Regions from separate parts of the Homo sapiens genome. Here region 2 is linked to region 1. Evidence: chromatin contacts called from ENCODE Hi-C or POLR2A ChIA-PET data. All regions are on one chromosome and are shown on one strand. The core of a region is the stretch at or near the end of the contact, and the rest is flanking DNA. Distances in the headings are between cores, read along the strand shown.

Evidence for each region. Hi-C counts contacts between places; a loop is a spot of excess contacts on that map. ChIA-PET counts read pairs that join two places held with the same protein, here RNA polymerase II (POLR2A). Pooled maps may share reads with other maps.
Region 2: a loop to region 1 is called in a map of endothelial cell of hepatic sinusoid, with 6 times the contacts of the local background. The contact joins two enhancer-like sites. A Hi-C loop is called at or near these places in 3 of 168 maps with a recorded cell type or tissue (CD8-positive, alpha-beta T cell, breast epithelium and endothelial cell of hepatic sinusoid) and 3 of 50 pooled maps. POLR2A ChIA-PET finds 5 or more read pairs at or near these places in 2 of 52 experiments (CD4-positive, alpha-beta T cell and activated CD4-positive, alpha-beta memory T cell).

Annotation. Positions count from the first base shown.
Region 1 is chr16:79,283,799-79,291,053 of GRCh38, forward strand. It overlaps a transcript of MAF not described here. Among named protein-coding and RNA genes, the nearest start is that of MAF, 310 kb to the right of the region's middle. RefSeq lists an enhancer at 3,590-4,090. Within about 2 kb of position 3,478, at least 12 of the 41 ENCODE cell types and tissues checked have a DNase peak (open chromatin) inside an H3K27ac peak, as active enhancers do.
Region 2 is chr16:79,359,929-79,366,144 of GRCh38, forward strand. It overlaps a transcript of MAF not described here. Among named protein-coding and RNA genes, the nearest start is that of MAF, 240 kb to the right of the region's middle. Within about 2 kb of position 1,608, at least 2 of the 41 ENCODE cell types and tissues checked have a DNase peak (open chromatin) inside an H3K27ac peak, as active enhancers do.

The DNA.
Region 1 (7,255 bases), core at 2,228-4,727:
ACTACCTCCAGAGACCTTGGGCAGATGCACCTGAACTTTCACCAAGCTGCTTGGCCTGTCCTCAAACAGACATGCCAGTGTCTCCTGCACGGGGTAGCTGGGGAGCTAATCTGCTTCACTCACCTTCCATTTAAGTGAAACCATAATCTACCCCCTGCACCTCCTCCTCAAAAAAAAAAAAAAAAAAGACAAAGCCCCATAGTAGTGATTGATGGCAGAACAAGGGTCCTTTTAGCACAAATTTACACTTACCATGTTCCTCAACTACAAGGTATTTTAATAAAGTTAATCTCCTGATATTTGTGCTAGAAATTGCTGGTATTAAGTGGCGATTTAGCAGAACACCACTGACCCTTCAGCAAGCTTTGCGCCCAGGAGCTTAAAGCAAACAAGCTATGGCAAACCACCTCCATCCGCCTTCTACCCCAGCAGAACTCCCTTTGGTATGAAGGTCTTGATATGAAAGATGTTGCACTTCCTTCTTTCTGCCATATGCATTCTTGCAGCAAGAAAAGGTGAAGGACGGGTACTACTTCCACACCATCCAAAGGCAAATGCCCCATTCACTTGGCAACATCACCCCTTAGAGGGTTCCACTGGGTAATTACAAAATACCTGAGTGGCAACTATATGCTGGGCCTAAAGTAAGGCATCAAAAAATTTACCCAAAACCTTTACATCTAGCTCATTGCAGACGCCTAACATAAAAGGGCACCAGGAAAGAGAGCAGAGATATTTCTAGTTCGGCAGATGTCTGCCAATGCTTTTCTCACATTTTGACCATCATCATAATAATCCCAATGATATAATCATCGATAATAATAATGTTAGTCATAAAACAAGGGTGACTTTTTAAGAAAGGTTGGGAAGTTGTTTCAAACTGTGCAGGGCTGGTGTCACAGGAAAATGTCAAACTTTCCACTTTAACTTCCGTTTTTCAGGCATGAACACTTTGCTTTGGGGGAAATCTGGGCACTATGAGGGCTCAACCTGAGAACAAACTTCAAGTGTGCACCGTGCCTCTTTTCTGCTCATCTCTCAGTCACCTGGACTCGTTAAAAATACAGAACTCTGGGTCCAGCCAGACTGAAAATCAGCTCTCCCCCCAGCCAACAGTCCAAGCCTGGATTTCCACGAAGGCACGCGGCTCTCTTTACAGATTGCAGATTTACATGGTAAAAATAGAAACGTACGGCATCACATGTATATGCAAATTTGCCAACCAAACTCAGTGCTGAAAATAGTTATTTACTATTTGGCTTGCATATTGGCCCAGAAAACCTTCCATACCTATTTCATGCTCATTTAAATTCTTTAAGAGTTCCTGACCCATTTAAATTCCTTGAGGGATGCCTGGCTTCATAGGCATTTGTCTGCTGCTCTCCCCAGCAGCTTTTAAAGAAATATTGCCTGTCAGTGCAGACTGGACTTTGGAAAAAATATCTATTAAAAAAATATTTTTAATATATACGGCCCCCCTTTCGTTAGGTCTTTAAGCCATAATATATACGGCCCCGCTTTCCTTAGGTCCATTCTGGGCACTGTTTAGCCACGAGTGGCCTTGGACCTAGAATTAGGGCTTCCTTCTTGATAGCTCCTTTAGGATTAGGGACGAGAATGCCTAAGCTGTACAGCTGGAAAATAGGGACAGCAGTTTTTCCGAAAATTTGGTCCCTGGACACCTACATCAGAGTCCCCTAGGTGTGGGGAGCAGGGAAGGCTTGTGCAAAACGCAAGCTCCTGACTCCTCTCTAGAACCGCTGACTCTGAATTTCTGGGAGTGGGACTCTGGATGTTGCTTTTATAGGAAGTTTACCATGGTGATTCTGGTGGCCTCCAGGGGTGGGGAATCCATTACTCAGAAACCACCCTGAAATCCTGAAAGTGTGCTGCTCAGGAGCTGGATTCCGCAAGGCCAGAGGGCACCGCAGGACTCACCACCAAATGAGGGCACTGACGTCCTGCAGGAAGGCGGGAGGTGACTTCCCCAACGTGACCAGCGCACACTGAGGTCTGCACTGCCATTCTTTCCAGGAGCAATTCTGGTGCTCACAGAAGGGACCACTGTTCCTAAGGGCAGTGTGGCAAATTATTCCCACTGCACAACTGGCTGAGCCAAAGGGGCACCATCTCTGCCCCCATATTTAGGGACGATGACTCAGTACAGTTTGGGTTCTACAGCACGACAGTGTGTGTTTAAACCCTGGCCCTACCTCCCACTGGCTACTTCAGTTTACAGAGGAAATGATAACAGTTCCTACCTAATAAGTTTATTGAGAGATCAAATAAGATCAATATTGATAGGCATCTGGGTGATATGGGCCAACTAGTCAGCCCTTAATAAGCAGTAGCTAGCTGGTTTTTCTTTTAAAATACTTTTAAAATACTTTTTAAATACTTTTTTGTTTAAAAACCGTTTAGAATTTACAGCATTCCAAAGACTCTCCCCAGAAAGTCTATCTAGGTGAACAGGCAAGTTTGGTTTGGAAAATGAGGTGATGATGCAAAGTGAAGCCTACAGAAACTATGGAACCTTCTTAGAAAAGTCCTCTGTACTATCCTCTGCTAGAGAAGGAAGCTGAGGTCACCTGATATTGAAAAGTTGGCCCCACCATCAAGTAGCAGATAGTTTCATAGCATAAATTCACTGCCAACTACTTAGTGGGTTCTTGATACATTTGGCAGTATGCTGTTTCTCATCTTCACTCACACATTTATTTGCCACACCATTATCCTTGCATGCACACGTGTATATGTGCATGCACACTTGAACAATAATACTTCTTTCACTCACTTTTTTCAGCATAGGCAAAGACACATCTATTGAAATATCTATCCAGGCATACATACTGGTGCCTCACATAGATACAGAACTTGCTCAGAGCTACCCACAGACATTCCCACGCATCTTTAACAGGTGAAACAACCCAGACAGAGGCAAATGCCCACACGTCCACCCGTTCTCACATGGCCGTATCCACAGGCTCCCACACAACCCAGGACACAGCTTTGTGTGCCTCTGCACAAACACCCTCGTAGAGACACAACTGCACAAATGCACTCAACATGCCTCTTCCCCGCCTCCTCCCACACAAACGTATCGACGAGTTCTTGGAGTATGGCACAGACCTGACTCTCTGGCAAAAAACCAAAAAACAAACAGACAAAAAAACCCTTTGGAAACCCATTAAAAACCGAAGCCAGAAGTGAGCGTCCCCTTCGCGTTATGTCAGCAGGCTGCTGACTGTGGGAGCAGGGAGCATGAACACAAACGAACATTCCAGAATCAGCTTTGTTGTCCTCCACGTACTCTGCCTTCCTTTTTTTTTTTTTTTTTTCCTTCAGCAACAACAGAAATCTGTGAAATGACTGAGGGTGGTTAATTAAGCATTGCAGCCCATATTCCACTGCAGTTTCAATTGGATATGGTGTTCTCTTTCACTTCCTGTTATGCAGGATTGCGGCAGGCTGTTAGACACCTGCCACGCTCCCAGCCCAGCTGCTGTTCAGCTAGGGGCAGAGAGGAAGCACTCCCGGGCCCTCGGCCTTGAGAGGGTCTCATTCTGCAAACCAGCCCCTTCCCGGTGAGGCGGGGGCTGGCGGGGGAGGCACAGCTGATGTGAGTCCACACTGGAAGCTTGAGGACCAGCAGCTGGCGGTAAAGACCTTAGTCCATTGTGAGGGTTGTGGCAGGAGGCCAAGTGTTTTCCCCCAAACCCCCAAACCCTGAGTCCTGCCATGACCCACGTGTAATTAAAGCTGGAGTGTCTACGCAGGCCGGAAATCAGATGTTATTTTTTGGTTTGCCTGGATCCCTTAGCGTCAGGAATCAGACTGCATGCAGAAACATCCACTTGTTTGTTGAGCCATTTATTTGCTCATTCATTCATCCACTCATTCTTTCATTCACTCATTCATTTATTCACTCATTCATTCATTCACTCATTCTTTCATTCACTCATTCATTTATTCACCCATTCATTCACTCACTCATTCTTTCATTCACTCACTCATTCATTTATTCATCACCTTGGGAGAACCTCCTATGGGTTAGCTTCTCTGTGTTAGGCAGTCACCAAACAGACAAGGCACATTTTAATTTTAATAAAGCTAGCTAACCCTCCTCATCGTAGCTCCGATTTATTGAGAACCCATTATGTGCCAAACAACATGTGCCATACCAGTGAGCTCCAGCACCCTTTATTTAACAAAACTACTCCCAGTTCCTTGGGGATATTTTTCACTGCTTGTAATTACTCTGTTTTTATCAGAAAACAGAGAGGAAGGCATTGGAGGGAGGGCAGAGGGAGGGTGAAGGGGAAGCAGGGGAGGAGTGGACTCCAGGCTTCTTCAAGGAGATGATGACAGTGATGGATTAATGATGCTCACAAGTTCTTTGATGCTTCTGCCATCAAGAGGTGGGGTGTGTATCTCCTCCCCTTGAGCCTGGGCTGACCTGCTTTGACTAATAGTGTACAGTGAAAGTCACACCATCGCCATTTCTGATATTTCAAGGCAGTTTCTATTTCCTTTCTCTTGGAGATCTGAGTTGCTACATCCTAAGCCGGTTACATAAGAATCCCGAGGCTGCCATGCTGTGAGGAGGTCCAAGCTGCTACGTGGGGAGGCCATGTGGACAGAGAGTGAGCTGCCTATTCAGCCCCCAGCCCTTGGGAGTCATCACAGTTTAGCTCCATACATCACTGAACAAAGCAAAGTCACCTCTGCTGAGCCCTGTGTGAATTCCTGACACGTGAAATTTTGAGATACAGTAATAATCAATTATTTTAAACCATTAAGTTTTGGGAAGGTGTTGTTATATAGAAATAGATAATAAGCTTATTGACTGAGTAGTGGAATCTTACAGGTGAGTGAATTAGGTAAACATGAGGAAAGGAAGGACATTCCAGGTGGAAGAGAATAAGCAGTGTGTTGTTTGTTTGTTTTTTGAGATAGGGTCTCGCTGTGTCACCCAGGCTGGAGTATAGTGGTGCCATCTCAGCTCACTGCAACCTCCTCCTCCCAGGTTCAAGCAATTCTCCTGCCTCAGCCTCCTGAGTAGCTGGGATCACAGGCACGCACCACCATGCCCAGCTAATTTTTCTATTTTTAGTAGAGATGGGGTTTCACCATGTTGGCCAGGCTGGTCTTAAACTCCTAACCTCAGGTGATCCACCCGCCTCGGCCTCCCAAAGTGTTGGGATTACAGGCGTAAGCCACTGCACCCAGCCTGTTTGTTTGTTAAAGGAGACAGAGAAGCAAAGATACCTGCTGAGATCTCTAAGTGGTTTGGTCTTAGTGAAGTATGAGGCCATGCAAGGACTTGTATTCCAAGCTAAGAAAATGTCACTCGATTCTCAAGATTGTGGAGAAACACTGTAGGGATTTCAAGCAGGGAGTGGCACGGTGTGACTGGTGTTTCAAAAGTGCTCTGGCAGCAGAGTGGCGGGAGCCCACAAAGGAGGTGATGGAAGACTGGGGCAGGCAAGAGCAGTGTTTCTGGGATGGCGGGAGGTAGAGAGGAGATGGGGGAAATCATTATGAGGTTAAATTGGTGGGTCTCAGGGAAGGCCTGGAGTGGCAGTGGGGAGAAGATGGAATTGTGAAGGGGGACACCTAGATGTCTCACCTGGGGGACTGTTTGGCTACCCACCGTGAGAGAAGGCAGAGGAAGCAGGTTTTTGGGGTTGGGAGGAGAAGCTGAGAGTACTTGATTAATTCGCAGAACATTTATAGGCTTCTAGGCTATTCTGGCACCTGTGCCTTATACTACGGGCGGATGAGTGTGTCATGGCTGTGACCATCAGACAAGACCTTCCACTGTGGCCATATGGTTATCATGACAGCTTTGCAAAGCAGCCTGAATGGGGCACTTGTTGACCATTTTAGGGATGTGGAAACTGTGGCTGAGAGAAGTCAAATCATTCTTCCAAGGTGTCACAACTCATGAGAAAACAGAGGGAGGGATGCATCCAAGTGCTCAGAGTCCAAAGTTTGTTCTCTTAGGCAGGCTGTCCCCTCAGGGATGAACAAAAGGCAGGATGTTTGTTTGTGTATTTTTTTTTTTTTTGTGAGACGGAGTCTTGCTCTGTCACCTGGCTGGAGTGCAGTGGCGTGGTGCAGTCTCAGCTCACTGCAACCTCCACCTCCTGGATTCAAGCGATTCTCCTGCCTCAGCCTCCTGAGTAGTTGGGACTACAGGCGCCTGCCACCACGCCCAACTAATTTTTGTATTTTTAGTAGAGACGGGGTTTCACCATGTTGGCCAGGCACTGGTCTCTATCTCTTGACCTTGTGATCCACCCACCTCGGCCTCCCAAAGTGCTGGGATTACAGGCCTGAGCCACTGTGCTCAGCCTGTATATCTTCTTAAAATCCCAAGTCCAAAACCCCATGGGAGGGAAGCTACTTCCAATCAGATAAAAGAGTTGTCTCCTGGGAGGCTTAGAACAGAGGGCAGAGGATGCCAACAACACCGAGCTTTTATCTGATGAGAGATATAGCCAGGCTTTTCATATTAATTTCCCATAAATCATACGGGCTCTGCGGCAAATTATCTTTCCCCAGGACTAGTTACATGGGTCATCGAGTCAATGCCCAAGATGAAGAAGCCTTTTCTTTCTGAATACCCTTTGGGTTCAAAAAGGTAACAGAGGTCTGAGAGTCAGAATCATCTTTTTAGAGAGAGTTTAACCACGGGGAACTGAGTTTTAATCCAGGGACAGCTGTCCCAAGAGCCTGTGTGCTTAACCATGCTGCGACGTGTGTGTACATTATCTAATCCAGAGTAAAACAGAGTAAAAGTCACAAGATTTGGGCTGGGGGGTTGGCTACATGGAGCAGATCATCCTGTTGGTCTATTACATAAAACGGGTGTGCTTTGAGACACTGTGTGATCTGTCTGTTCCGTGCAACAGCTTCCAATGATGCCTCATTTTTTCCTTTGGAATCTAGAATACCGTCCAACTCCCAGGGCGAATTTGGTGTTTCTCAAATTGTTGACCTTGAATCAACTGCATTAGAGTCACTGAGGCTGGTCCTCCATGAGAAAGCACCCTCAGTTAAAAATGCAGATTCCCAATCTCTACCCCCAAAATGGCCTCAACCAGACTTTCTGTGGATAGGGTCTGGAAATTCCAATTTTACATGCTTCCTCCGAGATGTGATGCTTATTCACAATGACAATCGAGGACCATGGGGAAGAAACACTAAATGCCCCATTACGAATGCTCGAGTGTAGTCAGGTCTGTGAAGA
Region 2 (6,216 bases), core at 358-2,857, 74 kb after region 1:
TCTTATAACATGTGAAGGATTGCCATTCATGGGTGAATGCTCTTGGCATGGGGAGTATTGTTCTGAGTAGGACCAGAGGGAAGAACCTGGAGCAATTGGGGAAGAGGGTGGGGTGGCTTTCAGGTTCATGCAAGGAAGGACTTCCTGACTCTTGGAATGGCTGCCTTGGAACACAGGGAGCTGTCCATGAGAGAGCTATCATGTCTCATTCTTGTCTCCATTAGCCACCCTGTTTCCAAGCTTGTGATGGGCTCCATTGAAAATGATGTTCACATATTTGGATTGCTCTCCCCATCTTTTTGAACCCCTTCCCCTCTGTCCTGCCTCATGTTCTGCTATCCACCTGTCTCTGCTCTCCTGGGGAATCTCACCTGGCCTTGTTTCCCATCTGCAGCCTCCCAAATGCCCTTAAATGATGCCCTACTGGGTTTGGTTGGATTACGGCAATACACAAAAGCATGGCTTTGGAGCAAGACAGACCTGAGATTAAATCCCAGCTCTACCACTCATGAGTCATGTGGCTGTGTGCCAGTGCCGTCTCTGAGCCTGTTTTTCTCATCTGTAACTTGCAGGTGATGACACTACCTGTTAGGATTGTTGGGAGACATTCAATGAGATCTGTGGATAGCCATAGGCTTAGGGTAAATAATCTCATTTTTCTTCAACAGCAATTAACCAATTTGACTTGAGTTCTTTTATTTTGCAGCCAAGAGCATGAGGGTCAACCAGACTCAGTCTATAAGAGGTCAGGGTAGGACAAGTTTTGTCTTTTCTGCTTGCTCTGCAAGTGCTGTGGGCATTTCAATCATTTTCAGAGAAGCGGCAAGATCCACTGCAAGAAGGAGTGGAACAAGGACTTGGCCTGCCCTACAGATAGGATCATAGCCCACCCAGCAGGGATGACTCAGGAGCATCTACCTACCCTTTAACTGGAGTTGCTCCTGCCATGAAAGCTGACTGTGAACATCTCTTTCTAACTCCATGTTCAGGGACTTTGTGTTGTTAGCTGGAAGTCGGCCATGGTAGGAGCATTTACACCACAGAAATTGGCAAAAGCTACGAATCAAGACTCCTTCACCCCCCAGCAATATTTATGTTACTAAACACATTCCAGCACACACTATTCCTTTGACACTATGAAAAGAAAGGCCCAAATCACACTATTCACCTTCAAAATCTTTGGGTTCCCAAGGAACAGGAATCAGTAGTACAGATAAACTTTGCCTTGATATGCAGGGAGAACTTTTCTGGTGGAGTTGACACCAGGGATCTGTGCCCCTCTCTGTTGTCCCCTCATTAGGAGAGCTGAGGGTGTCCACATGGGTTGTCATTTAACTTTAATCTACCAGCATCCATGGAGAGCACTCTGAGTCCCTCCTCTAGGTGTACCCAGGAAGGATGTGGAAATCACCAATGATTGGGAACAAGCTGCACCTGTGAAGCAAGGTGCCTGGGTTGGAACTTCTCAATAATGTATCATTTCCTTATAGGGGCCTAAGGAGGCTGAGGCATGGTGTTGAAGTTTGATTAGTAATAAGAACATAGCAGGTTAACCTCTAACATTTAGCACTTTCCCCCGGATTGAATGACGGATCTCTATCTGGGTGAGCCATGCTAGCCGGCTGCCTGGGAACATTACACCTCTCTAAAAGCTGTCAGTCTCTGTCACTGTCTTTGCACAATGGAGCCCATAGCTATTTTTAAAGGACTGTGTCACCTTTCAAGAGAAATTACGTCTGCACGAAAGATTGGTTTTTTTTTCTTTTGGTTGTTTTATATACAGATTTGGTGGTCTTTCATCTCCCAAGGTGAAGTTCGGTGCTGAATCCCCCACAAGCTGACATTGTTTTGATTTTTATTTTAGGGAGAATATGAAGGAATCGAGAAAAAGTCAGATAAATGCTTAAAGTCCAGGCTGTTACAGAGAGGCATCTTGTCTGTAGAAAGGAAAGGAAAGGAGCAGACAGAACGTTTGTCCTGCAAGCACTGGGTGGCAAGCATTTGACTATAATAATTGCTATTTTGTTAAATCCTTTCCCAAATTCTGCCAAGACAGAGATCGTTAACCCCATTTGAAGATGAACTGGATTAGGAAGGTGGGCTCTGAAATAAAACTCTCTGGGTTTATAATCCCAGGTTGACTTGGAGGCCACTTACCTATCTGTGATATCATGCCTCAGTTTCCTTAATCTTCAAAATGGTGCTATTCACAGTGCTTACCTCATTATAAAGGTATTGTGAGAATTAAGTTAGTTAATCCAAGGTAAGTATGTAGACAAATGCCTTGAACATAGTCAGTGCACATAAATATTGTTTGTTTGCTTGTCTGTTGTTTGTGTTAGAGTGTTTGTGTTAGCGTGCAGCATCTGATGACTATGCTTTTTCAGGCTTTTTAGTAACAGTATTGCTCTCGCTGACACACACAGATGCCTTGAATATACGAGTTACCCCCACTTTTCAGAGGGAGATCCCAGTGCTTGCCTCAATGAATTTTGTTGTTGCTGAGAAGGTTAAATTGAGATCCTTCATGTCGAATGTTTGACTCAGCCCTCAGTGCATGAAAAGCTCTCAGCACATTAAAGTTATTTATTAGTCACCATTAGAAATAGTCCTCTCATGAGGAAACAGATTTAGAAAGTTGCGAATGAACTATAGGCACGAAGAGCAGGTTGCTGCAGTGAAAACGGAATATTCTGAAAGACTTGTCAAAGGCAGACGGGGTAGTCAAGTTAGATCTAATAAGCCTCTAAAAACCCATTGATAAAATTCTAGACTGCATACCTTTACATTCTACACTTTAAAGAAAGTGAAACTCCAAGTTGCAGATGAAGCAGTATGGGTGTGGTTTCCACAATGGGAACACCTGGTGCTCTACTCCAGACCTGCTCAAAGCAAGTGCTTTGCTCTTACAAAAGAGAATAGTAAGAAAGTGTGCATTTATATCTTTTAAGTTAAAGCAAAATGCCTGTTATATACTGGTATATCCTTTTTTTATGATTCCCTGCATTAAGCTTCTTTTATGATTAACTATCCAACTAGTAATCCTGTTAGCCTTGCATAAGGGACTATATTTCAACTGCAAAGTCATTTCAGCTTCAGAAACTGCCCTCACTTCTTTCTTTATCACCTGATATGGGTCCCTAAAAGGGGGGGAACATGCAGGGAAGAAGAGGGGCAAATCTGTTTATCTGAATATCTATTAATTTAAAAATCATTGAGAAAGCTCCTAACTCATGATAGAAATCAGAGATGCAAAGATGAACAAGGGTAGGGGGGTGGGGAAAGTCCCTGCTCTTAAGGATCGCTCAGCTCTTGTGGAGGAGATATATTAAAATACAGCTCCTTCTTGACTTACAATGGGGTTATGTCCTGATAAACCCAACCTAAGTTGAATATATAGTGAGTCACAAATACATTTAATACACCTAACTTAGCAGACATCATAGCTTAGCCTAGCCTGTCTTAAACATGCTCAGAACACTTCAATTAGCCTACAGTTGGGCAAAATCATCTAACACAAAACCAATTGTATAATATGTTGTTTAATATCTAATGTAATTTATTGAATACTTTACTTACTTACTTACTAGTGAAAAACAGAATGGTTGGATGGGCACTGGAAGCGTGGTTTCTACTGAATGTGTATTGCTTTCTCACCATTTTAAAGTTGAAATATTAAGTCAAACCATGTTAAGTCCAGAGCATCTGTAATTACAATACAACGAAATTGGTACCAAAATGGAGGTCTGATAAAGTTCCTGAAAGCATAAAGGAAGAAATGGTTAACTCTGACCTCAGTGAATGGGGTCACTGGGGCAAGACTTCAAAATAGGAGACTTGGTAAGAGTTGTAAAGGATCATTAAGAGTTGACTAGATATAGGACATCTAAGTGAAGGAAGAGAAGGAACAAATATCTGGAGGGTGAATGGGTGTGATCTATGTTGGATGGCAAATAGCTCAGTATAGTTCAGTGTAAGGGTAGTTGAGTTGGAGGGACGGTGGAGATGCTACCCATCCAGCCTGACTGGGACCTCTTCTGTGCAGTTCCCTCTGACCAGTGACCAAATGCAGGAGGTTGTGCCCGAAAAGCAACTCAAAGGCAACTTCCTTTTTCCACCCAGGAGCTGCTACTTTAATTTAATCCTTGTCTGTGTCAAGACAGATAAGGATAGGAAATTTGGTGAGAGGAGCTCATGTAGTGTCCTACATGCCCTAATTGGGAGCTTATACATCCTGTAGGAGGGAGCCCAGGGCAAATGTTAAGCATAGTAATCACTGTGGGGGATGTGAATTTTAGAAAACGAATCCAAGAATGTGGAGGATGATGTGGGAGGAATGGAACTCAAGGTAGGGAAGGACCAGTGACACAGACAACAAAGTTGGGGGACCAAATTAAAGTAGCAGCTCCTAGATGGAAAAAGGACATTGACTGTGAGTTAGTTTTTGGACACAACTTCCCGCACCTGTCACTAGTCAGAAGGAGACACACAGAAGATGCTCCAGCCAGGCTGGGTGGGTGGCAGTGTCATCCACTGGAACCTGGACCACAGGAAGAGGAACGGTCCCAGAACGGGGATGAAGAAGAGTTTGGTTTTTAATCCACTGGGGACAGGAAGTCATGGACACACATCAAACATGGTCCCTGACAGAGCACACTGTTTTCCAACTACAAATCATGTAGCAAAAAGTTAGCATGCTCCCAATTGAACAGTTTCGTGGTGTCAGTTTCCAGAATCCATGTGTATATGTGCCATTCTGAGAGCATTCATATGATTTTGATAGAAGTGCTGACGTAATTACCTACAAGGAGAATCTTCAAGGCAGGGTCCTATGCCTGTGGGATCTTCCCGTGTTAGACCCTTAAAGAGGCAGAACTATTGCATGTGTAGAATGAAACAGAAACCCAGTTTAAACTCTTCTATAAATACACTTGCTAAAAGATAAACTTAGGCACATTAAAATTTTACTGAGTTTATTTGAGCATTCAGTGATTCAAGAGTTGGGCTGCATCACACACAAGTGGTTCAGGGCACCACTGAAGGAGTGGGAAGGGAAGTGTTTGTAGAGGCAAGACAAAAGAAAATGTAATTGGTTAAAGTGGGAAGTCCCTAGTTAGAACTTAGTTGATGGTTTCTGATTGGTTAAACTTCAACTTCACTTTACTATTTACATTGAGTTGGGTTTTGGGTTTACTAGTATAGGAGCCCAAGGCACTGGAATTGTCTCCGTCTAATGTGCTTCCAGTGAATTATTTTAGAACCCTGAAGATCTCAATCTAAATGTCATTTTCTTTGGTAAGTTTGCTCTATGTTTTTCCCCACGATAGGTAGGCCCTGCTATCGTGCACTCTCACAACTATATAATTCTCCATGTAGCACTTTTAGCAGCTGTAGTTTCACATTTCTATGTGTGTGTTTACCAGACTGATGGCTGGATTCCTGACTAGAAAGTGGAGTTGAAAACAAATACAACGCTGCTGATGTTTACTGATGAATTTCTGGAGCCTAGTACAGTGCCAGGGATATAGATGGAATTTGGTAAGCAACTGTTAAAGGAGTGACTGATTGGTGGATGATCTCTTCATTGCACTTTGTGATGAGGGGCCCTAGCTCTCCTCTCGGAAATGCTATTGGCCTTGCAAGTTTGTGTTTGTTTTTTTTTTCCTGGGATTGGGGTGTAGGGGTCTGTGACCTGGTCTCAACAGGGCTCACTGGTATGTATGTGGATTGGCTGGGAGCTGGCTGAGCTAGGCTGAATTGGCTGAGATCAAAATGTTTTTATGTCCCCCATCTTCAAGACCATGCCACAAATATCCAGAGGCCAAATATCTCATGGGGTGAAGTTTCCTAGAACCATGAAATTGTTGACGAGGTGCCATGTTCCTTCAAAGTTATTCAACATGCACTGCTTCCAAGGAAGAATGTTAAGACAATGTGTTTCCGGAAAACATGTGGACTGGGTTTAGGAACTCATTAGTATGTGATCATCTGACCTGTTTGGACTTTATGACTCCTTCGCCAATTGCGGTCTGATCTACTTGCCAAGTCAACATCTAAATGACATACATTTTTGCAAGCACATGTTTAATTTTGAGACTGCCTTTTTGTCTTGGTTTCTCTATAAAACCATTTAAGTTTCTGTTGTATTTTTTATTCAGAAAAACTAATATTTGTTTTTCTGTTGCTAAGAACACCCCTGGTTAACCAGCTGTCATT